Regions from separate parts of the Homo sapiens genome. Here all the other regions are linked to region 2. A link is a loop called in an ENCODE intact Hi-C map of the cell type or tissue named here. Cell type or tissue: GM12878. All regions are shown on one strand.

The links. A loop is a pair of places that touch in the nucleus more often than their neighbours do. Peaks named below come from ENCODE experiments on the same cell type or tissue, not always from the same donor. Only the 100,000 strongest peaks of a DNase experiment are listed, where the experiment ranks them.
Region 1: a loop joins it to region 2, with 5 times the contacts of the local background. A loop is called at or near these places in 38 of 110 quality-filtered maps.
Region 3: a loop joins it to region 2, with 2.9 times the contacts of the local background. A loop is called at or near these places in 3 of 110 quality-filtered maps.

Annotation. Positions count from the first base shown.
Region 1 is chr2:84,866,224-84,874,223 of GRCh38, forward strand. TRABD2A (TraB domain containing 2A) reads right to left here. Exons shown (of 7, transcript NM_001277053.2): 2 at 4,002-4,562. Among named protein-coding and RNA genes, the nearest start is that of TRABD2A, 11 kb to the right of the region's middle. In GM12878, a CTCF peak has its summit at 4,301 (motif pointing right); no DNase peak of the experiment used is centred here.
Region 2 is chr2:84,921,849-84,929,848 of GRCh38, forward strand. No RefSeq gene overlaps it. Among named protein-coding and RNA genes, the nearest start is that of TMSB10, 20 kb to the left of the region's middle. RefSeq lists enhancers at 3,231-3,280, 4,215-4,876, 4,628-4,677, 5,318-5,367. In GM12878, CTCF peaks have their summits at 4,070 (motif pointing left) and 5,347 (motif pointing left); DNase peaks (open chromatin) are centred at 3,073, 4,123 and 5,333; H3K4me3 peaks cover 4,053 bases; H3K27ac peaks cover 3,547 bases.
Region 3 is chr2:84,812,756-84,820,755 of GRCh38, forward strand. It overlaps DNAH6 (dynein axonemal heavy chain 6), which reads left to right. Exons shown (of 77, transcript NM_001370.2): 74 at 303-375; 75 at 1,216-1,367; 76 at 3,106-3,328; 77 at 6,550-6,834. The coding sequence ends at 6,653. Among named protein-coding and RNA genes, the nearest start is that of TRABD2A, 64 kb to the right of the region's middle. RefSeq lists an enhancer at 4,496-4,545 and a silencer at 4,696-4,845. In GM12878, no CTCF peak of the experiment used is centred here; DNase peaks (open chromatin) are centred at 4,026 and 4,686; H3K4me3 peaks cover 394 bases; H3K27ac peaks cover 384 bases; H3K27me3 peaks cover 276 bases.

The DNA.
Region 1 (8,000 bases), 56 kb before region 2:
TATTGGCCACATCTAAAGGGGGCGGCCAGTGCTCAGTCCAGCCAACTGCTGCTATGTGGGAGCATGGCCCAAGAGAATCCAGGCTGTTCTCCATATGGTATTTCTCAATTTTTAAATATTGTCAACTTAGTCATTAAAAAAGAAAAAAAATCATGCTAACCACATAAAACAGAACTGCAAGTCGGATTCAGCCCATATGCCTCTTATTTGCAACCTCTGCTAGCCCTTCTGTTTTATGCTTCTGTCCTCTTTTCCTTTAACTTCTTTGAAAAAAAATCTTTGTCTATAGGAAACCAAGAAGAAAAACAATTTCCCTTTGCAAAATCAATGATACCACTCATCTTGAGAAGTTTGAGAGTTAAATATAAAATTATCAGTGAGGACTGTCTCATGGTAGGCACTGTATGTTCACTCCCTTCTGCTTATATCTTATTTATGAAGTGCTTTCCAATTTCCTGCTTTTTTTTTTTTTTTTGCTTCTGACAACAGGATGGTAGGGCAAGTATTATTATCCCCATTGGAAAGATGAGAAAACTAAAGTTTAGAGAAGTTAAGTGATGGTTGAAAGTCATACACTGAGGCCAGGTGTGGCGGCTCACGCCTGTAATCGCAGCACTTTGGGAGACTGAGGCAGGAAGATCGCTTGAGGCCAGAAGTTCAAGACTAGCCTGGCCAACATGGTGAAACTCCATCTCTACTAAAAATATAAAAATTAGCCAGGCGTGGTGGCGGGTGCCTGTAATCCCAGACAGGAGGATGACTTCAACCTGGGAGGCAGAGGCTGCAGTGAGCTGAGATCGTGCCATTACACTTCAGCCTGGGCAACAGAGTGAGACTCTGTCTCAAAAAAAAAAAGTCATTGGGCTGTATACTCAGGTTGTGAGTATTTTACTGTTTATCTCTAGAAATGAAACATGGGGAAGTTACATGAAAAAAAGACTTTTAAGAACAAGTCGTTTTCCTCCTGAATTTAAACAACTCTACCTTGCTAGCTTAACCTCAAGGTCTTATAAGAAATTTAGTTTATACATCTTAAACACCTACACAAACCCTAAGAATGTGTTATAAAATCAACATGACACTGTAGTCTATAATTATAGTGCTCTAAAATATCTCTGAAATATGTTATCTTAAGAGACAGTGTTGCTGGCTAGCCATATGTAGAAAGCTGAAACTGGATCCCTTACTTACACCTTATACAAAAATTAATTCAAGATGGATTAAAGACTTAAATGTTAGACCTAAAACCATAAAAACCCTACAAGCAAACCTAGGCAATACCATTCAGGACATAGGCATGGGCAAGGACTTCATGACTAAAACACCAAAAGCAATGGCAACAAAAGCCAAAATTGACAAATGGGATCTAATTAAACTAAAGAGCTTCTGCACAGCAAAAGAAACTACCATCAGAGTGAACAGGCAGCCTACAGAATGGGAGAAAATTTTTGCAATCTACTTATCTGACAAAGGGCTAATATCCAGAATCTACAAAGAACTCAAACAAATTTACAAGAAAAAAACAAACAACCCCATCACAAAGTGGGCAAAGGATATGAACAGACACTTCTCAAAGAAGACATTTTGGCAGCCAACAGACACATGAACAAATGCTCATCATCACTGGCCATCAGAGAAATGCAAATCAAAACCACAATGAGATATCATCTCACACCAGTTAGAATGGCAATCATTAAAAAGTCAGGAAACAACAGGTACTGGAGAGGATGTGGAGAAATAGGAACGCTTTTACACTGTTGGTGGGACTGTAAACTAGTTCAACCATTGTGGAAGACAGTGTGGCAATTCCTCAAGGATCTAGAACTAGAAATACCATTTGGCCCAGCCATGCCATTACTGGTTATATACCCAAAGGATTATAAATCATGCTGCTATAAAGGCACATGCATACACATGTTTATTGTGGCACTATCCACAATAGCAAAGACTTGGAACCAACCGAAATTGTCCATCAATGATAGACTGGATTAAGAAAATGGGGCACATATACGCCTTGGAATACTATGCAGCCATAAAAAAGGATGAGTTCATGTCCTTTGTAGGGACATGGATGAAGCTGGAAACCATCATTCTCAGCAAACTATCGCAAGGACAAAAAACCAAACACCGCATGTTCTCATTCACAGGTGGGAATTGAACAATGAGAACACTTGGACACAGGAAGGGGAACATCACACACCAGGGCCTGTCATGGGGTAGGGGGAGGGGGGAGGGATAGCATTATCCTCCCCCATTAACTAATGGTGCAGCTATTAACTAATTAACTAATTAGTTAATTAGTTAACTAGTTAATTAGTTAATTAACTAGTTAACTAATTAACATTAACTAATTAACTAATGGGTGCAGCACACCAATATGGCGCATGTATATATATGTAACAAACCTGCACGTTGTGCACATGTACCCTAGAACTTAAAGTATAAGAAAAAAAGAAAGAAAGGAAAAAAGAGACAGTGTTGCACACCTTCCTTCAAAGATACCTTGCTTGAGCTAATATTTTACTTCCAAGCTTTTTTTCCCCAATTGGGAGTATGAAAGAAGGCTTTGGCTCAGGTTAAAATGCTCACCAATTTCAAATTCATTCCGTCAAAATCAATAAGCCTTCAAATCAAAGCACCTTTCTTTTTCAAAATATTATATTAAATGCAGACATTGAAAAGGTTATAACATTGGCTCTTTGGGTTTCCATAATAATGCAAGAAAATCTTTCCCAGGAGATCAATGCAGACAATTAATGATCCCTTATCTTATCTATAAATCTTAGTGTGCCAAACAAATACTATAGCATATAGAATAGCATCGGATTACTTATTAATATTATAGAATTTTAGCAAGATAAATTCCCTAAAGATATCATTATCAACTCAGGAACATTATTTTTAGATTGTTACATGTCCTTACACCTTTTAAATAACAACCTTAGTTCAGTATGTCAAGATCTGCTAAGGCTGAGCTATTTGGATTAACAGTAATCTCAAATTCTGAGGAACAAAACCTCAACGTGACCCAATGAGAACATTTACAAAACAAGAACACTTTATTTCATATTGCAAGACTCCCATTGGTCTCCAGAAGTGTCTAATGCACTTTAAACAACTTTTATGGAAACAACTAAACCATGGCACTTTAATCAAGTATTACTTATGAGAATTGAAGAACCAACTTCTTGAACATCAAATTAAATTCCAATGCCCTGGGGTAGGATCCTTAAACCAGGGGTAAGAAGAGCATAACTCTGCCTAGGAAAGGAACTGTCCTGGGGCAGTGTCCTAAAGAGGGACAGTAGTGACCTCAAAGAGACTGCTGTCTCCTAAAGTAGCAATGGCCAGTATATTTTCAAACCAGGCCATGCCCTGTGACAACCAGTGTGGCATCCACATGTCCACAACGTCTCAAAGCAGCTTTTTAATGAAGGATCTGAACTAAGATGCATTTTAAAAGCACACAGTATGGGCCAGGCACAGTGGCTCACACCTGTAATCCCAGCACTTTGGGAGGCCGAGGCAGGCAGATCACTTGAGGTCAGGAGTTCGAGACCAGCCTGGCAACATGGCAAAACCTCGTCTCTACTAAAAATACAAAAAGTAGTCGGGCGTGGTAGCACACACCTGTAATCCCAGCTACTAGGGAGGCTGAGACAGGAGAAATGCTTGAACCCAGAGGGCAGAGGTTGCAGTGAACTGAGATCGCACCACTGCACTCCAGCCTGGGTGGAATGACTCTGTCCCAAAAAAAAAAAAAAAAAAGTACACAGTATTTGTTGGAATGATAAGAAAAAAACAAGTTTTTTTTCTTGGCAATACTCAAATAAGTGATATAACTGACCACTTGGCTTTTTTTTTAACCCCCGGAAAAGCATTTTTAAGCAAAGACAATTTCTAGACAAGCTGTGCCCGTGATCCATCACCTGCCCTGAAACTCAACAGATTCACCCATACAACCAAATGCCACTAAGTCTTTTATGCAAAGAGAGTCTTACCTGTGAAAAGTTCAACCCATTCAATGGATGGCACTGCTCTTCCACCTTTTCCACTGCCCCAGTCTGTTTCCTCAGCCGCTCAGCCTCCTGGGCAAGGAACAGGTCTAAGACAGGCACTCCACGGGACTTAATGTCCACTTCAGTCAGGGAGTTGACCATGAGCATCACCCAGACAGGCCTCTTGCGCTCCCAGTTTCCGGCAATAGCATTGAAGAGGTAGTCTGCGTAGAGCCCCTTGCCGCGCTGGTCTGGGGTCATCCACAAGGGCATCATGAGCTTGACATACTCCAGGTGGCGCTTGAGGCGGCAGTAGATGTCCCTGGGGAGCACATCTTGGAGGTTCTCGCCCTGTGGCAGCATCTGACAGCTGGTGAGAGCTGAGATGGTATAGGGGTCTGTGAGATCCAACTCAAAGTACACAATGCTGCTCTGCAGGAAAGCCTCCTTAGAGTTGTCGGGGATGAAGTCCCAAACTCGGGTGTACGGGACATGGATTGTGCCAAAGAAGTAAGATGGTGGGTCTCGCTTAATGGTCCACAAGAAGGAATTCAGCTCGCTTTGCTGAAAAGAAAAGAGGTAACATCAAGGTATAATATGGGGGAGAGGCATGGTCAGGAACCTGTGAGAGGAAATGAATCAGTCACATTTCAAGAGAAAAGATATCAAAGTAGAATTTAGACTTTTGAGTCCGTGTAGATTCACCTGCCAGGACAATCCATTGCCCTAAATAGACAGGAGCAAATTATGAAATCAGGGGCTCATTAGGACTCTAGTTTCAACCTTGGCTGTATGTTGGGATCACCAGCGGAGCTTTAAAAGAAGCATCTCTGAGTCCTACCTCCAGACATTCTGATCTGATTGGTCTGGGATGAGACTCAGCTTTTCAATCAAAAGGGGATGGGACCCCCTTTTCAATCAAAATGTTGATTCCAAGATGAGAAAGCAATAGCAGTCACCAGTTTTGAGATTGTGCCATGCCTGCCCTAGCAATGAACTGGGCAAGAGTTAAAGAAGTGAGTCTCAGGGGCCTCCAAGGATATACCTGATACCATCTAAGAGACACCTGAGAAGCCCACTGTCTCCCAGGCAGACCTGATGATCCCTGCTCTTTCAGATCTCAAAACCAACATCCCCAAAGGCAGAGGCTTCAACTCTAGCTATGCACTGGAATCACCCCCAAAGCTTTTGAAAGTCCAATGCCTGGGTCCCACCCCAGACCAATCACATCAGAATCTCTGGAGGTGGAACTCAGAAATGCTACTTTTTTTTTTTTTTGAGAAGGAGTCTCACTCTGTTGCCCAGGCTGGAGTGCAATGGCGCAATCCTGGCTCACTTCACTGCAACCTCAGCCTCCCGGATTCAAGCAATTCTCCTGCCTCAGCCTCCTGAGTAGCTGGGACTACTGGCACTCGCCACCACGCCCAGCTAATTTTTGTATTTTTAGTAGAGACGGGGTTTCACCATATTGGCCAGGCTGGTCTCAAACTCCTGACCTTGTGATCCGCCCACCTCAGCCTCCCAAAGTGCTGGAATTACAGGCGTGAGCCATTGCTCCGGCCACAGAGATGCTACTTTTAAAGCTCCCCTGGTGACCCCAATGTACCGCCAAGGTTGAAACTAGGGTCCTAATGAGCCTATGATTTTACAGTTTGCTCTTGTCCCTTTAGGACGTGGATCACACTTATTTCTCTCACAAAGCCTTCAGTTTCAATCACAGAGATCTGGATGATCTCTGCTGGATGGATTCTCTCCAAGCAGTTGCACATGCTGAGCAGCGGTGCATGTTCGTCTGAAGCCAGGCCATTTCACTCCTGGCCCCTGAGTGTCTCTCATCCTCAACAACTGGCATTTATAACATATCTGCTTATTAAGAGGCACTGTACAAAGAAGTGCAGTGCTCAAGGAATTAGGTGTAAATGGCAGACATACCAGTGACAAGAACAATGTATTAAGAAAGCCGGAAATGTGAAAATCTAGGGTTATAGAAAGACTATATATATTTCGGCCAGGCATGGTGACTCACACCTGTAATCCCAGTACTTTAGAGGCTGAGGCAGGCAGATCACTTGAGCTCAGGAGTTTGAGACCAGCCTGGGCAACACAGCAAAGCCCCATCTCTACAAAAAATACCAAAATTAGTCGGGCATGGTGGTGCATGCCTGTAGTCCCAGCTACTCAAGAGGCTGAGGTGGGAGGATTGCTTGAGCCCATCAGGTTGAGTCTGCAGATTGCACCACTGTGCTTCAGCCTGGGCAACAGAATGAGACTTTGTCTCAGAAAAAGAAAGAAAGAGAGAGAGAAGGAAGGACTAGAGGGAGGGAGGGAAGAAGGGAGGGAGAAAGAAATATTTGGAACATATTCCCTTTACTAAAGTATTTGACTTCAGCCTTTTAAGTAACATGCTTCCCTTGGATCATGAAGTTTCTATCTACAGGCAATTCTTATTATTCATGGTAGTTATATTTTATAAAGTTGCCACAAAATTAGCAAATACTAAACTGTTGTTCCTAGGGGAAACATAGGGTTAAGTTCTTGTTCATAACATTTTCATCAATTGATCAATACATAGCCTTGTTTTATGTGTGCTTCTACTGAAAGGCACCTTATTGGCCAGGCATAGTAGCTCACGCCTGTAATTCCAGCACTTCGGGAGGCCGAGGCGGGGGGATTGCCTGAGCTCAGGAGTTCGCGATCAGCCTGGGCAACATGGTGAAACCGTGTCTCTACTAAAATACAAAAAATTAGCCAGGTGTGGTGGCCTGCGCCTGTAGTCCCAGCTATTTGGGAGGCTGAGGCAGGAGAATTGCTTGAACCTAGGAGGTGGAGGTTGCAGTGAGCAGAGATAGCGCCACTGCACTCCAGCCTAGGGGACAGAGCGAGACTTCATCTCAAAAAAAAAAAAAAAAAAAATTTAGGCCGAGCGCAGTTGCTGACGCCTATAATCCCAGCACTTTGGGAGGCCGAGGAGGGTGGATCACTTGAGGTCAGGAGTTCAAGCCTGTCCAACATGATGAAACTCCACCTCTACTAAAAAGACAAAAATTAGCCGGACATGGTGGCAAGCGCCTGTAGTCCCAGCTACTCTACTTAGGAGGCTGAGGCAGGAGAATCGCTTGAACCGGGAGGCAGAGGTTTCAGTGAGCCAAGATCCCGCCACTGCACTCCAGCCTGGGCAACAGAGCAAGATGCTGTCTCAAAAAAGAAAAAAAAAAATTAAAAACCATTGATTGTTGAAGTAATATTAACAGATGAATCACGTACAGGGTCCCCATCCCCTAGGCATCCTCTTATGCAGTAATAAGGGCCCCTGAGGTTATTTAAATACTTCAAAAACGAAATGGAAACTGTACATCTACCAAGAACGCCTGCTAAGGCGAATTAAGCAATCAAATGTCTCACTGTTGGTTAGAATTAGATCAAAAGGGTAGAAGACACTGGGTAACTAAAATAGATGCTAATCAAAAGTTGAGATTGACAGTTATGTCTTTGGTTAATTGTAAACAGGTAAGAATTATTACCTACAAATAGGTAGAGGCAGCCTTCGAAGAGTAATTTTAGTTTATTTGTTCATTTAGAGGTCTGGTTCATGAAATGTCTGGGGACCACTGACCTATATAAGAGATCTAATTGCACAATGTCCAGGCAGTCTACCCAAGAACTTCTACATAGTTTCCAACTGGGAGACACAGCAAACAAGCTGAAATGTTATTATTAAACCCATGGACACCTGATTCATTGTCATCTATCAGGACACCATCATGTTAAACAAATATATTCCCAGGAAAATCAAACCCATACTGCAGGATAATGGAGGGGTGGGGTTCGTTTTGGTTTGGTTTTGGTTTGTTTTTATCCAATACACTTAATCTGCCTAAGGTCCCCATCCTACCTCAAAATACCTGCATTTCTCTTCAGAAGCAGTCTGTTCAGTATGCATCCATTTTCATTTTATTATTTATTTATTGTTGCCTTTTCAACTATTACTGGTCTAGAAATAAG
Region 2 (8,000 bases):
CCAACTGTATATATACATATCCTATTGGCTCTTTCTCTCTGGAGCACTCTAACATGCCTTCCAAAACATTTACAAAGCAAATATGATCCTGAAAACAAAATCTACTGTGAATATTGTTGCAAACTTCTAAATAAAATACTAGTAAATTTAATCAAAAAAGTATATTACAATAACAAAACATGGCCAAATAAGGTTTATTCCAAGGATGCAATAAAATTTCAATACTAGGAAATCTGTTGTCATAATTCAGCATATTAACTGGTAAAGCAAAATATGCTCATCTTTATTTTTATTTATTTTTTATTTTTGAGATGGAGTTTCGCTCATTGCCCAGGCTGGAGTGGAATGGTGCGATCTCAGCTCACCACAACCTCCACCTCCCGGTTCAAACAATTCTCCTGTCTCAGCCTCCCAAGTAGCTGGGATTACAGGCATGTGCCACCAAGACTGGCTAATTTTGTATTGTTAGTAGAGACAGGGTTTCTCCATGTTGGTCAGGCTGGTCTTGAATGCCCAACCTCAGGTGCTCCACCCGCCTCGGCCTCCCAAAGTGCTGGATTATAGGAGTGAGCCACTGCACCCAGCCAAAATATGCTCATCTTGGTATGAGCCTGTGATGGTTAATTTTATGGTCAATTTGAGTGGACCCAGATTAAACGTTGTTTCTGAGTATATTTGTGAGGGTGTTTCTGGATGAGAATTGCATTTGAACTGGTGGGCCCAGTAGATTGCCCTCCCCAGTATTTATGCGGCCTCATTGCTTGAACTGGGACATCTTTTATCTTCTGCCGCCTCAAAACTGAGATTCATATCATCATTTCCTCTGGTTCTCAGGTCTCTGGACCCAGACTGAATTATAGCCCAGGCTTTCCTGGGTCTCCAGCTTGTCGAAAGCAGATTGTGGGACTCCTCAGCCTCCATAATTGCATGAGTCTACTCATAATAAATTTATTCTTAGGCCAGGCTTGGTGGCTTACACCTGCAATCCCAGCACTTTGGGAGGCCAAAGTGGGTGGATCAAGGTGGGAGGTCAGGGGTTCGAGACTAGCCTGGCCAACATGGTGAAAACCTGTCTCTACTGAAAATACAAAGAATTAGCTGGGTGTGGTGGCGGGCACCTGTAATCCCAGCTTCTCAGGAGGCTAAGGCAGGAGGATTACCTGAGCCCAGGAGCTGGAGGCTTCATTGAGCCATGATCATGCCATAGCACTTCAGCCTGGGCAACAGAGCAAGACCCTGTCTCAAAAAAAAGAAGGAAGGAAGGAAGAAAGGAGGGAGGGGAGGGAGGGGAGGGAGGGAGGGAGGGATTGATTCTAGTTATATAATTCTATGTATAAAATATGCACATTTAAAAAAATATAAGGAAGACATAAAGTTATATTCTTTTGACAAAAAGAATTGTATGTAATACAGAGATTATGTAAAGCCTATTTATGAAAGAAGGTAAAAAGAAACTAGTAAATAGGTGAAAGAGATGTAAAGAGAGTCACAGATGTAAAGATGTATTTTTGGTAACAAAGATTAAGAAGAAAAGAGAATAATTTTGTATGAGAAATAATCTTATGTGGTAAATTTTTGTCCTACAGTAAAATGACTGTTTATTTAAGAAAGAGGGAAATTTATGACAAAACAAAAAGTTCAAGCATGTTGTAAATTGTCTGTGTAAATCATGATAAGGTTCATAAAAAGAAAAGCTATAAAAAATTTTGTGTATGATTAACTTGGCTATAATTAAAAGGAAATAATTTATAATAGTCATGATAAATGTGCTTAACTGCACAAGCAGCCAAAGGGCACAGGAACCACTCTGATTATTCTGTATAGAATTCATTTCCTAGGCCGGGCGCTGTGGCTCACGCCTGTAATCCCAGCACTTTGGGAGGCCGAGGTGGGAGGACCACGAGGTCAGGAGATCAAGACCATCCTGGCCAACATGGTGAAACCCCGTTTCAACTAAAAATACAAAAATTAGCCAGGCATGGTGGTGTGCGCCCGTAGTCTCAGCTACTTGGGAGGCTGAGGCAGGAGAATCACTTGAACCTGGGAGGTGGAGGTTGTGGTAAGCCAAGATCGCACCACTGCACTCTGGGCGACAGAGTGAGACTCCGTCTCAAAAAAAAAAAAAAAAAAGCAGCTGGGTGTGGTAACACACACCTGCAATCCCAGCTACTCAGGAGGCTGAGGCAGGGGAGTCACTTGAACCTGGGAGGCAGGAGTTACAGTGAGCCAAGATCAAGCCACTGCACTCCAGGCCTGGGCAATAGAGTGAGACCCTGTCTAAAAAAAAAAAAAAAAAGAAATTCAATCTGGTCCTGCACCCCACTATTAACTATATCTACCACATCAGTGCTCCTACAGGGGAGGCTACTTCCCTGAACACAGAGAGTGGGTGAGAGTCTCAGGTCCTTGAGGAAACTGCAGGCTTCTGGCTCCTCCCAGTCCTGGGGAGTTTCCCAAACCTCTCTCCCTTTGTCTTGACACTTCCTCTCATTCTCTTCCCCTGGGGTCAACCCACGTAATCCCGGTGCAGCCCATTCCTTCCTGGATTAGCCCACTAAAATGCTAAAACCCATCAGAGTTTCCTTACCACCAACACTGCTCGTGAACAAACCTGTCACCAGGACCTGAACTGTACCAAGGGATGCTTTTCCCCACTATAATCTTCATCAACCTCTTAAATAAAATAAGCACTTATAATATCCTCATATAAACATGAATAAAGGCATCTCTGGAAATGTTTCTGTTTTAATTAAGCTGCAAACGCTTCATCCTTACAAGGCATATAGAGTTTCAAGGCAAACCCATAGTTGCCCCCCACATCCCCAGACCACCCCCTCCTGACTGAAGCAGAAAAATAGGGTCTGGAGGCAGGGAACCTAAGGCCGATTCACGCTGACTTTCTAGAACTAAATCAAAAGGAAAACCCCAACTTTCCACACCTAAGTAACAAAAGGACTGGAGGCTACTCCCTTTGCAAACCCCACCCCCCTTTTCTGTGGGGCCGACGGAAAATTGAAAGTATCTCTGATTGGTTGATTTCTGCAACCAGATATTTGCATAGGAGTGTAACTTTGTAACTTCACTTCAGCCTCTGATTGGTTGCTTTCCACAACCAATCAGACACTTACAAAGGTGTAAGTTACTTTGTAACTTCACTTCAGCCTCTGATTGGTTAATTTCTGCAACCAATCAGACTGATAGTGGGCCACTATTTCTTTTACTTAGAGTGTACACCAAGTCGCCAGTGGGAAACCTCTAGAGGGTATTTAAACCCCAGAAAATCCTATGCTTGGTCTGTTCGCACCCTGTGGAGTGTACTCTCGTTTTCAATAAATTTTTGCTTTTGTTGCTTCATTCCTTCCTTGCTTTGTTTGTGCATTTTGTCCAATCCTTTGTTCAAACTGCCAAGAACCTGGACACCCTCCACCCATAACATAACCAGATTGCTGCCTTTGAGCCTCTTCTTTTTTAGAAATTCTAAAGGCGCTACTGAGAATATGATGCATGTCCCTTCAGCCACTAGCTGTTCCCATCTCTTCTGGGAGATGTTCAGCGCTGGGTCCTCTCCACCTGCCCACAGGTTTAGGGAGCCGAGGGAGCCTTCCAGAGCCTCTAAGTCACCTCTCTAGGAGGCTGTCTGCCTGGCCCACACACAGGCAGGCCCCATTCTTGGCCTCCCCAAGCCAAGAGGGCACAGACTGATGATCCAGGGCAGGTCTAGGCAAGTGGGGCATGCAGGGATGTTGTATTAAAGCTTAAGCATCATGAGAGGATCTGATGACTCAGGGAGCAATTTCTTGAGCCCATATTGTCCACCTGGGAAGAAATTGTGGCTGAGGAGTATTCAGGAGCAGCTATGGGGGAGAGAGGGGCAGAAATACACCTCAAGGTAGGCCTCTACTGGGTTCAGGAGGTCCCGGGGCTAGGCAGAGAAAGGCAAGCTTGAGACCCAACAGCGCCACCCACCATGCATAAATCGGTTCCCTAGTCATCAATTCGCTTATGAATACGGAGGCCCCGGAAAGGTGAAGGGTGCCTTCTGGTGGCCAGCTGTGGAGGTGGCCTCGGAGAAGGGTGACCCGAGTGACAAGTTGCAGTGAGCGCTGGCTGCGTGCCCAGCCGCGTTGCACAACTCCCGGGCCACCAGGGGGCGCCATTCTCACACATTCCAGAGCAAACGGTGCTCCTTGGAGTTGAGCGGCGCGACGGTCCTGCAGCAGCTAGCCTGGGATGTACCCACAGCTCACCGGGGAGTCCGGGCCACACGTCAGCTGGATCTTGAATGAGATGAAGACGGGGAGAAAGGGCCTTCCGGACAAAGGGCTTACGCCCTGGATAAAGGGCGTGGAGGGGCGTGGCACGTTCAGTCTGGACACAGCATAAAGTGCATTGGAGAGAGGCGGGAGACAGGATGGAAAGGAGGGTGGGAAGAGCTATGAAGCTCCCCAGGGCCTTGCTAACGCGTTTGGACTTTATCCCGCGCCAGACTTTTTAAAGGTGGTAAGTAGTTTACAGATGTGCGTTTTGAGGCCAGCACATTTTGTTGTTGTCGTTTGTTTGTTTGTTTTTCTTTGAGACGGGGTCTCACTCCCAGGCTGGAGTGCAATAACGTGATCTCAGCTCACTGCAACCTCCGCCTCCCAGGTTCAAGCGATTCCCCTGCCTCAACCTGTCGAATAGCTGGGGCTACAGGCGCCCACCACCACGCCTGGCTAATTTTTGTATTTTTAGTGGAGACGGGGTTTCACCACGTTGGCCAGGCTGGTCTCGAACTCCTGACTTCAGGTGATCCTCCCGCCAAGGCCTCCCAAAATCCTGGGATTACGGCCATCGTGCCGGGCCAGCAGCACAGCGTCTTAAGCAATTTTGGATATGAATACCTTCGAGACGAGCTTGCGCTCCCACAGACCCCACCACTCCTACAGTCTGTAATTACCCCCAGCTGCACCCATATGCGTAGCTTCCCTGGTCCAGAGGGACGTGCGTGTGTGACCCTGCAGGATAGTGGGGTGGCCCTGCATGGCATGGCTGCCAGTGCTAAGAGGGGTGTGCCGCCAGCCTCTGATCCCTCTCACCGGCGGGCCCCCCATCATCATCACTATATGATGACCTGAGGCGTCCAGGCTCCCGAGGAAAGCCTGCCGCCCTGGTTCCTACAAGGGACGCCTAAACACAGAGTCCTAAACACAGAGTCCTAAACACATGCAGGGTTGGAGGGAGACTGACGAACTCAACTACCAGCCTGCAGTCGGCAGCCATCAGCGGATTGCAGGTACCCCGCGTGCGTGTCTCGGCTACAGTGCGGAAGACAAGAGGCCTTAGGAAGTGGGAACGGGCGCCATCTGGTGGTCATCTCTGGAGTGACAGCAGAGAACTGGAACATATTTTATATTTTGTTTCCACTGCTCCATGACTTGACTAAAGCAGAAACAATTCGGAGAGTACTGTAGTATTAAATACCTAAGGGCCACACCAGGCCAGAAAGCAACAAAAAAGAAATGCTAAAAAGAAGTTCTTCAGAGAGGGATCCAAGAAGGAATAAGTGAAGGTAAAATGAAATCCTTTTTCTTATATTTAATTAATCTAATAGATAACTGATAAAAGTTCTAATAGCAACAATGTATTAGGCAATTGTAGCATATGTATAAGTGAACTGAATAACCGCAATGTTATAAAGGATGGGAAGGAGGAATTGTGAATGCATAAATGGTACCTGCACCACTTGTAACACTTGTGAAGTGCTGCAGCGTTATTTACAAGTGGAAGTAGCCAGACACAAAAGGGCAAATATTGTATGAGTCCATTTATATCGTTGCCTACAATAGCCCAAATTAGAGAGAGAGAAAGTAGTACAGAGTTTACAGGGACTAAGTCAAGGGAAAAATGGGGAGTTGTTATTTAATGGGTAGAGTTTCTGGGATGGTGAAAAAATCTACAGACAAACAGTGTTTTTTTGTTTTGTTTTGTTTTGTTTTTTGAGATGGAGTCTCGCCCTGTCGCCCAGGCTGGAGTGCAGTGGCCGATCTCGGCTCACTGCAACCTCCACCTCCCCGGTTCAAGCAATTCTCCTGCCTCAGCCTCCCAAGTAGCTGGGACTACAGGCGCCCGCCACCACACCCCGCTAATTTTTGTATTTTTTAGTAGAGACAGGGTTTCACCATGTTTGCCAGGCTTGTCTCGAACTCCTGACTTTGTCATACGCCCACCTCGGCCTCCCAAAGTGCTGGGATTGCAGGTGTGAGCCACCGCACCTGGTCCAGCAGTGATGTTTATACAACATTGTGAGTGTACATGATGCCACTGAATTATACACTTAAATATTGTTAAAATTTGTCAGGCATGGCTGGGTGCAGTGGCTCACACCTGTATTCCCAGCACTTTGGGAGGCCAACGTGGGTGGATCACCTGAGGTCAGGAGTTCAAGACCAGCCTGGTCAACATGGTGAAACCCCGTCTCTACTAAATATACAAAAATTAGCTGGGAATGGTGGCACATGCCTGTAATCACAGCTACTCAGGAGGCTGAGGCAGGGAGAATTTCTTGAACCCAGGAGGCAGAGGTTTCAGTAAGCCGAGATTGCACCACTGCACTCCAGGCATTCCAACCCGGGCTACAGGACAATACTCATAAAATAAAATAAAATAAAATAAAATAAAATAAAATAAAATAAAATAAAATTTGTCAGGCATCGTGGCTCATACCTATAATCCCAACTCTTTGGGAGACAAAGGTGGATCACTTGAGCCCAGGAGTTTCAGATAAGCCTGGGCAATATAGTGAGACCTCAGCTTTACAAAAACTTTAAAAAGGAGCCAGGTGTGGTGGTGTGCACCTGTAGTTGCAACTACTCAGGAGGCTGAGGTTGGAAGATCCCTTAAGCCTGGGAGGCAGAGGTAGCAGTGAGCCAAGATCATGCCACTGCACTCCAGCCTGGGCTACAGAGCAAGACCCTGTCCAAAAAAAAAAAAAAAACAAAGGTTAAAATGACAAATTTTGGGGCCGGGCGCGGTAGCTCACACCTGTAATCCTAGCACTTTGGGAGGCCGAGGTGGGTGAATTACTTGAGGTCAGGAGCTCGAGACCAACCTGGCCAACATAGTTGAAACCTCATCTCTACTAAAAATACAAAAATTAGCCGGGCATGGTGGACTGCACCTCTACTCCCAGCTACTCGGGAGGCTGAGGTGGGAGAATCACTTGAACCCGGGAGGCAGAGGTTGCAGTGAGCTGAGATCACAGCACTGCACTCCCACCTGGGCAACAGCATTAAGACTTATCTCAAAAATAATAATAATAATAAATGACAAATTTTATGTTATGTATATTTTACCACAATAAAAAATGAAATAGGCCAGGAGAGGTGGCTCACACCTGTAATCCCAGCACTTTGGGAGGCCAAGGCAGACGGATCACCTGAGGTTGGGAGTTTCGAGACCAGCCTGACCAACATGGAGAAACCCCATCTCTACTAAAAATACAAAATTAGCCAGGTGTAGTGGCACATGCCTGTAATCCCAGCTACTCGGGAAGGCTGAGGCAGGAGAATCGCTTGAACCTGGGAGGTAGAGGTTGCAGTGAGCCAAGATCGCACCATTGTACTCCAGCCTAGGCAACAAGAGCGAAACTCCGTCTCAAAAAAAAAAAAAAAAAAAAAAAGGAAATAACACGTGGCCAGGCACTGTGGCTCATGCCTGTAATCTCAGCACTTTGGGAGGCTGAGGCAAGCAGATTACATAAGGTCAGGAGTTCAAGACCAGCCTGGCCAACATGGCAAAACCCCATCACTACTAAAAATATAAAAAATTAGACAGGCGTGGTGGTGCACACCTGTAGTCCCAGCTACTGGGGAGGCTGAGGCAGGAGAATTTCTTGAAGCTGGGAGGCGGAGGTTGCAGTGAGCCAAGATTGCGCCACTGCATTCCAGCCTGGGCAACAGAGCAAGAAAAAAAAATGTGACATGAATAGAAAAGTTACAAATATGGTAGATATTAATCTAACT
Region 3 (8,000 bases), 110 kb before region 2:
TTCAGCTCTAATTCATGGGACCCCACAGTGAGGTATAGACCAACCAAGATGAGTCCAGATCCCAGATAACTTTGCTGCTGTCTCCCTCTCACATACCCCACAATAACCAGGCTCTGTGTCCACAGTCATCAGGCTGGCAGAACAGGAAGGGGAATGCGGCAGGCAGTGAAATGGGGGTGGTGACTAACTCAGGGCTGCTTTAGATTCTGCCTCCTGAGAAACTCTCCCCAAATAGGACTTTGCTTTAGAAAACAAATTCCATCCCAGAAATAACGTTTATTATGAATATGTTTCTCCTTCAGCTGTGGCTCAAAAGAGGACAGCCTAAGTCCTACTGGATCTCTGGTTTCTTCTTTCCTCAAGGATTTCTAACAGGTACCAGCGCTTTCTAGAAAAACCCCATAGGAATGGCCATGACTTCTCATACACAGGGTTTTGAGGTGCTGGGGAAATGACATGGCTGCTAATGCTCTAGCAATGAGGCTATTGATCATAGGGCAATCTAACAAGGTCGTGCTCTTCCTCACTTGTGGGGGGCAGAGGAAAGATGGCAGAGATAGCAGATGTTCCCCAACAACCTAATCCCTGCCCCTCTCAGGTTACATAAGTGCAGGCACTGCTGCCTCCACAAACACAGAATGTGCCTCAGTTCCCCATATGACCCACGCTCAAGGGCATCAACTGCTGTCCACCTGCTCAGGCCCCAGCTGTGAGCAGCTCCCTTCCCTCTGAGAAATTCTCTTGATGTGCCTCCATCAGCTCTTGGGGAATCTGGCTAGAGAGCCTCAGAGGGGGCTAGAGCCTGTGAGCAACTCAATGCTAATTACCCAAGCCCTTCATCTCTCTCATTCTTAATACCTATTAAACAGCCCATATAAAACAAGCTGGGCAAAATCCTAAAGTTAGCGAGATTGGGCTCTGAAACTGCCTCACTGGTTTGTCTCCCTCATGACAGGGCAATGCACTGAACACTGGCCTTCCCTCCCTTCCCAGCCAGGACCAGAGCTTGTCCATCCCTTGGGCCCTTACCTCCCAACATGACCCGCAGGCTTCCTGACCCTGTGAACTAACTCAGAGGAAGGTATTAAGAGTTGGGTCTTCTCTGTGGTGGGAAGGCTCTCTAATGCCAGGGCAGCCTGGTTTGGATGAAGGGGAATAGTGCCTGGGGAGTAGCAGTGTTGTTTGAACGCAGCTTTCCGATTTTCACAATTACAGGAACTCTTCAAAATCATGCTCGAAAATACAATTTGCCTATAGATGAGCTGAGTTTCAAATACAGCGTAATTCCCACCTATCGGGATCAAGCTGCAGTGATAGAAGCTGCCAAGACAGTGCAATTTGGACAAGAACTGCCCATGGACATGGAGGTATTGTCCACCTGGCTGTTATGGCAAAGCAGCTTCTATCCCACTGTCTTTGAAGATTTCAGACAACCTTCCATGCCCCACTCCCCCACCACCTCCCATTGGCAGGAGCAGGAAGGGCAGGGTAGTAATCACACCTCCAAGATAAGCTCCCCAATTAGCAATGACCAGATGGGAACTGCCTAAACTAGTCTAAGTTATAGAAATATTTTTAAAGCAATATTTTTTTTATTTTTTAGCTACCTTTAGTAACCTTCTTCATCTTACAGAATCAATATAGCAAGAAGTTAAAAGCAAGGGTTTAAAAACGAGAGAAGCCTGAGTTTGAATTCTGACACTACCTTTCACCAGCTGCATGTGCTGGAGCAATTGTTAACATGTCTGCACCTCATATTATTTTAAGATCCTTCTTGTCTTAAGAAGAGAGTGTCAACTTTCCCATGTCAGGAAAACTTGAGGCTCCAGGAAGGTAAAGCAACACCCACATAAAAGCCCCCACCGGAGCTTTCCGGGACCAGCCTGCCCTGGTCCATGCTCAGCACACTCCATCTGCCACAGAGGCTGATTCTGACAGACAGAAGTTTACAGTGACCACCAGGGCTCTGTCCCTCCACCCTAGTTCATACCATGTCTCTGCTTGGGTCATGTGCGCTGAGCCATGACAATGCCTTACAATCTCTGAGATCTGGGGAGACTTCAGACTGTCTAACTGGCCTGTCTCCTGGCCCACCTAGCAAATGTCTGCCACCAACAGACCAGGAGACAGGCCAGTAGTGTGGTGTGAAAGAAACAGCCAGTGTCATGTGACCAGCACATATACTGGTCTAAACACAGGGTATGTGTTTAAACAGCTTTATCTCTGTTGCAAACAGGCAAGACCACTGTCAGCCCATTTGCCGCCTTGGCGCAGCATAGGAAAAGGTGCTCCCTCTGGGTGATGCCCAGTTGGTGGACACCCAGTAGGTAGCAGGATAGTTTTCAGGCAAACCTGCATAAACATATGTGCAGCCCAAAAACAGGAAGTCCCATCCTGCTGCACCCAAGAAACAGAAAGGTTAGGACACCAAAAAGCAAAGACCAGCTAAAAAGAATTTAGTTTACCATCCTTTTATTCACTATAAAATGCACTACATATTATCCAAACAGCTTAGTCCTCTGCCTGCAGACGTGAGGCTCCAATTATCCAAAGACCTCGGGCCAGAAATGGCCAAATCCACTCAGGGTTTGAGGAAGGATGACTCAGATGCCCACAATTGGAAAAAAAAAAAAAAAAGTGTGCACCGGTGGAGACATCCAATCACATCACAGGAATCTGATGGGCAGGGTCTCTCCCTCTCCCTCTTTCTTATTTAATACAAACATTTAAAAGTAAGCATAATTTTTAAAAAAGAGAGAAAGAACAAAAAGGAATTGTCCATGGGCACTCTGCAAATATTATTGCAGATATATAATCTGTCTTCTAGGAGGGCATCCAAATCCTTGAAAAACCTTGCTAAGAATAACAGACGATGATCTCAGTACTCCTCCACCTCCCATGAAAAGGGGAAAAGTCATCACATTATTATTACATTTTTTTGCCTCTCAGAGCCTCAGGATTGACCTCTCTAAAATGTGAATAATAACAGCAATGTATAGAGTGTTTTTTAGAATTACCTGGTGAGGATGTGGGACATAGGAAGTGGCTCACACCTGCTGATCCCTTTTCCCCCATCTCACTTTGAGACTTGTGGGTATCTTTCAGTTGCCCTCTCCTGAGGATGGTGTTCTTGTTCATGGGATGTTCATGGATGCTTCTCGATGGGATGATAAGGAGATGGTGATAGAAGATGCATTGCCCGGACAGATGAATCCAGTGCTGCCTGTGGTGCATTTTGAACCACAACAAAACTATAAGCCAAGCCCAACACTTTACCACTGCCCACTTTATAAAACAGGAGCCCGGGCAGGAACACTCTCAACCACAGGTGAGGATGTTCTTAAGATTAGTTCAAATAATGACCAAATGCAATCTTCAATCAAAGTCCAAACACTAAGCTGTGATTGGCTCAAGATCTCCCTTGGGCCAATAAACTAGACTTAAAATGAAGCCACCTATAACATACAAAATTCGTAAATGTAATTATAAATTCTATTTGTTCTGAGTATAGATTAATATTATAGAATTAATTCTTGCTTCTATTAGAATCCAAGGAGTAGAAAATAGAGTTTAACAAGTAGAGACTTCCACTTTCAAAATGGCGGCCTGAATAGACACGAAAATCTCTTTTTTCTCACTAAATCCATTTTTACTCATCATAAAAGAAATTTTAAAATAAATGAATAGGCCGGGAAAGGTGGCTCACCCCTTTAATCCCAGCACTTTGGGAGACCGAAGCAGATGAATCACCTGAGGTCAGGAGTTCAAGACTAGCCTGACCAACATAGTGAAACCCTGTCTCTACTAAATACAAAAAATTAGCCAGGCATGGTGGCGGGTGCCAGTATTCCCAACTACTTGGGAGGCTGAGGCAGGAGAATCACTTGAACCTGGGAGGCGGAGGTTGCAGTGAGCCAACATTGGGCCACTGCACTCCAGCCTAGGTAACAAGAGCGAAAACTCCATCATAAATAAGTAAATAAACAAATGAATAAATGGACAGCCCTGATGCAAAACTCTGAGTGCATCTGAAACTGAGATACAGCCCTGAAAAAAGAAACCAGACAGAAAGAAAGCCACCTCAACAGATACACCAAGGGACAGCTGAAGAATGAGAAGAGAGAATGAACTGGGAAAATCGCCTTGAATACAGCACAGTGAGAGGGGAAAGAAGTGACCCTGTGGAAGGAGCCAGAAATTGCAACATTTTTCTTGTTTTCTAGGTAACCTGAAAGGAGAAAATAAAGAATGGAGGAGAGAGAATGTTTGAAAAAATAATGGCTGGTAATTTCCCAAAACTAAAGAAACACTTGAATCATTAGATTGTGAGGTCTCACAAAGTGGAAGGAATGATTTTTAGCAACCTACAAGTAATCAAATCTTCAAAGAAACCTAGATATACCAAAGTGATACTTAAGACTGTCAGAGACCAAAAAAAAAAAATGCTCAAAATAACCAAAGAGAAGAGACAATGTATAATATATGCTGGAACTGAAATCCCAGAGAATGAGAATCAGATTGATATCAGTCAACTCCCATTATCCACCGTGCATATAAAAAGATAATGGAGAATCACCTTCAAAGGGTTGAGGGAAAATACCTTTGAACCAGAATTCAAAACACAACCAAACCATCTTTCAAAAGGGAAGTGAATAAAGACAGTTTTGAACATACAGAGGCGCTAAATTAATCATCACTGACCTTCTATTTTGAAAACAATCCAGCTGTCTAGCCAGGTGTGGTATCATGTGTCTGTAGTCCCAGCTACTCAGGAGGCTAAGGTGGGAGGATCACTTGAGCCCAAGAGTTCAACACCAGCCTGGGCAACATAGTGAAACCCCCATCTCAATTAAAAAAAAAAAATCCAACTGTCTTTGTTTGTGTTTGTGTTGCTATAAAGGAATACCTGAGGCTGAGTAACTTTAAAGAAAAGTTTATTTGGCTCATGGTTCTGCAGGCTGGTGCCAGCATCTGCTTCTGGTGAGAGCCTCAGGATGCTTCCACTCATAGCAGAAGACAAAAGGGAGCTGGTGTTTAGAGGTCCCATGGCAAGAGAGGAAGTAGGCAAGATGGGAGGGAGGCGCCAGACTCTTTAACAAGCAGCTCTCGCAAGAACTAATAAAGTGACAGCTCACCCCCCATTCCAAGGAGTATTAATCTACTCATCAGGGATCTGACCCCCATCAGCCAAACACCTTCCATTAAGCCCCATCTCCAACATTGGGGATCAAATTTCAACATGAGATTTGGAGGGATCAAACATCCAAACTATAGAAGCCTGGCATAAAGAATTCTTACAAATCAGTAAGGAGAGGGGACCAACAAACTAACATTATCTGAAACTGTGACAGAAACCCCATCTTGTACAAGGATCAAAAGAAACTCTTTTTCAGCTATTTAAAAGAGGGGTAGTCCTATGTAGTAGTCATCAATGGCCACTAATATCCCAAAAAAGAAAGACAATCAGACATAATGTGCTTCCTGATAGAAGTACCTACTACCTAAGAATTATTCTTGCCATAAAACTCAAACCTGCCAGCCTGGGCAAGATGACGAGACCCCGTCTCTACAAAAAATACAAAAATTAGCAAGGTGTGGTGCACACGCCTGTAGTCCCAGCCGCTTGGGAGACTGAGGCAGGAGGATCGCTTGAGTCCAGTTCAAGTCTGCAGTTAGCCATAATCAAACCACTGCACTCCAGCCTGGGCAAAAGAATGAGACCCTATCTCAAAAAAAAAAAAAAAAAAAAAAAAAAAAAGGGAAAAAAAACCTCAAACCTGAATGTAGTCACGCCTCTAGATCTAACCACCCCTTACAGGAAGAGAGGAATATATTTAAAATCACCACAGCAGTGCTGTCATAAAATCCAGATTCTGGGAAACTTAACAGGACAAACAGTCTGGTTGTTTCAACAAATATATTACAAGGGGGCGGCAAAAGAAGCAGAGGGAAACCTACCAATTGAAAGATTTAAGAGACACATCACTGTTGCAAGATATGAAACTCATTTGAATCCTGGTTATTAAGAAATTATTAGGCTGGGTGCAGTGGCTCATGCCTGTAATCCCAGCACTTTGGGAGGCCAAGGCAAGCGGATCATTTGAGGCCAAGAGTTTGAGACCAGCCTAGCCAACTGGTGAAACCCCGCCTCTACTAAAAATACAAAAATTAGCCAGGCATGGTGGTACGCACCTATAGTCCCAGCTACTCAAGAGGCTGAGGTAGGAGAATCACTTGAACCCAGGAGGGCAGAGGTTGCAGCAAGCTGAGATCACGCCACTACACTTCCAGCCTGGGTGATAGAGTGAGACCCTGTCTCGAAAAAAAAAATTCTATGAAGTCTAAGCTGGACAAGTCCTAAAGAATTATTTGTTCTAAAATCTTCATTTTATAGAGCATAAAACAGACCCATAAAGGACTATTTGTCCAGCATCTTTAGGGGCAAGTCAGGCCTGGAACCCAGATGTCTTGACTCTTTGTAGCCTCTCTCTTTGTATGAGGAAGTTATTCTCTTAAGTAACAACCTTTTTTTCCTATATCCTTAATTAGGACATTCAACCAATTTTGTGGTAACCGTCCTGTTACCCTCCAAGCGGTCCAAAGACTACTGGATTGCCAAGGGATCAGCTTTGCTCTGCCAGCTGAGCGAATGAAAAGGTGCCACCTCAGCCCTGAAAAAGAACCAGGCCAGAGATCTTTCCTAATGGGAGCAAAAGGTTTGAATAATTTATATGTGAGCAAAACGGTGTTAATTCTGATTTGACTTAAACGTATTGTGACTTTTATTTCTCTTATGACCTTAAAATAAAGTGTTTGAGTTCTTTCTGTTGGCAATCCAAGCTCTGCTGTAGAAGCAGTGGGTTCAACAACCCACCTGTTAAGCCTGCTCCCCCACCCTAAGTGAGAGGCAGCTTCCCATCAGTTACTTTCTGGGACCCCCAGGAAGAGTAAGGACTCAGCACTCGCTTCCCCTCACAGGCTCCTTTCCTCTTCACCCTGATATGAAAGGCCCCAGGTGCTTCCATTTCTAGACAAGATGAAGGCTCTCAGAGTCCAGTGCATGGGAGGTTGATGCAGTGAGCACAACTGGTAGAGCAAATGAGCAGGATAAGAAGAAGTTGGCCTATGATGTCAGTTCCCTGTTCTGTGGGGCTTCATCACAATCCTTGGAAGAGCCTGTGCTTTCACAAAAGGGCAGGCCAATCCTGCCCAAGTACGGAGGATTTTCCCCTTCCACTTTAGGATGAATCTGTGTGAAAACTAACCAAGTCCCAGCCAGGTGCATTTGAGCCTCTGCCACCTCAAAAGCAGAGGTTGGTGGGTCAGTTCTCAAATGGAGCAGCCACTGTGACAAACCATCTTGTGTCAGTCCTGCCAATAATGGTCTGCCTGCTTCCTCGGCCATAATGTGACCCAAGAAACAAGGAAATCACCCAGCTAGGATTGAGCCCTTGGTAGGAGCCATACCACCCTCTTACAAAGAATTGGAGGAACAGAGTCAGCCACAGTGATCCTACCCTCCCAGTTTATCTCTGCCTCCCCACTTCATCCCCATACCTATCGAAGTTAAGAGCAGACTCAAGTCGCAGAGAAGCAGGGAACACCACTTTTACCAGAAATCAGTGCACAAATCAGAAACTACTCTTGGTGTTTCAAGCAGAAATAGGTACTAACATGGGCACAGGAATGGCTGCCACTGCAGAAGTCAAAGAGTTGATATCAGGCATCACAGCATCTGTACTCCAAGGTGGGAACCCTGAAGGAAAAATTATGCCAACCTCACAGCTACTTCACGCTGAAGCAGGGGAATAGAGGGGGCTGCAGAGACTGGCTACTGCACAAACTTGTGTCTGCTGAAGCCTGCACATAACCACGCCCCCTGCTCAAGAAAAATTCCCTCTGCCCACTTTTGTTTTCCAAATATCCCATGAGTGTATCTCATTAGGAGAATCGAACATAGCAGCGAGGGGATTTGGGAGTTTTTGCCCGCCTACGCCTGC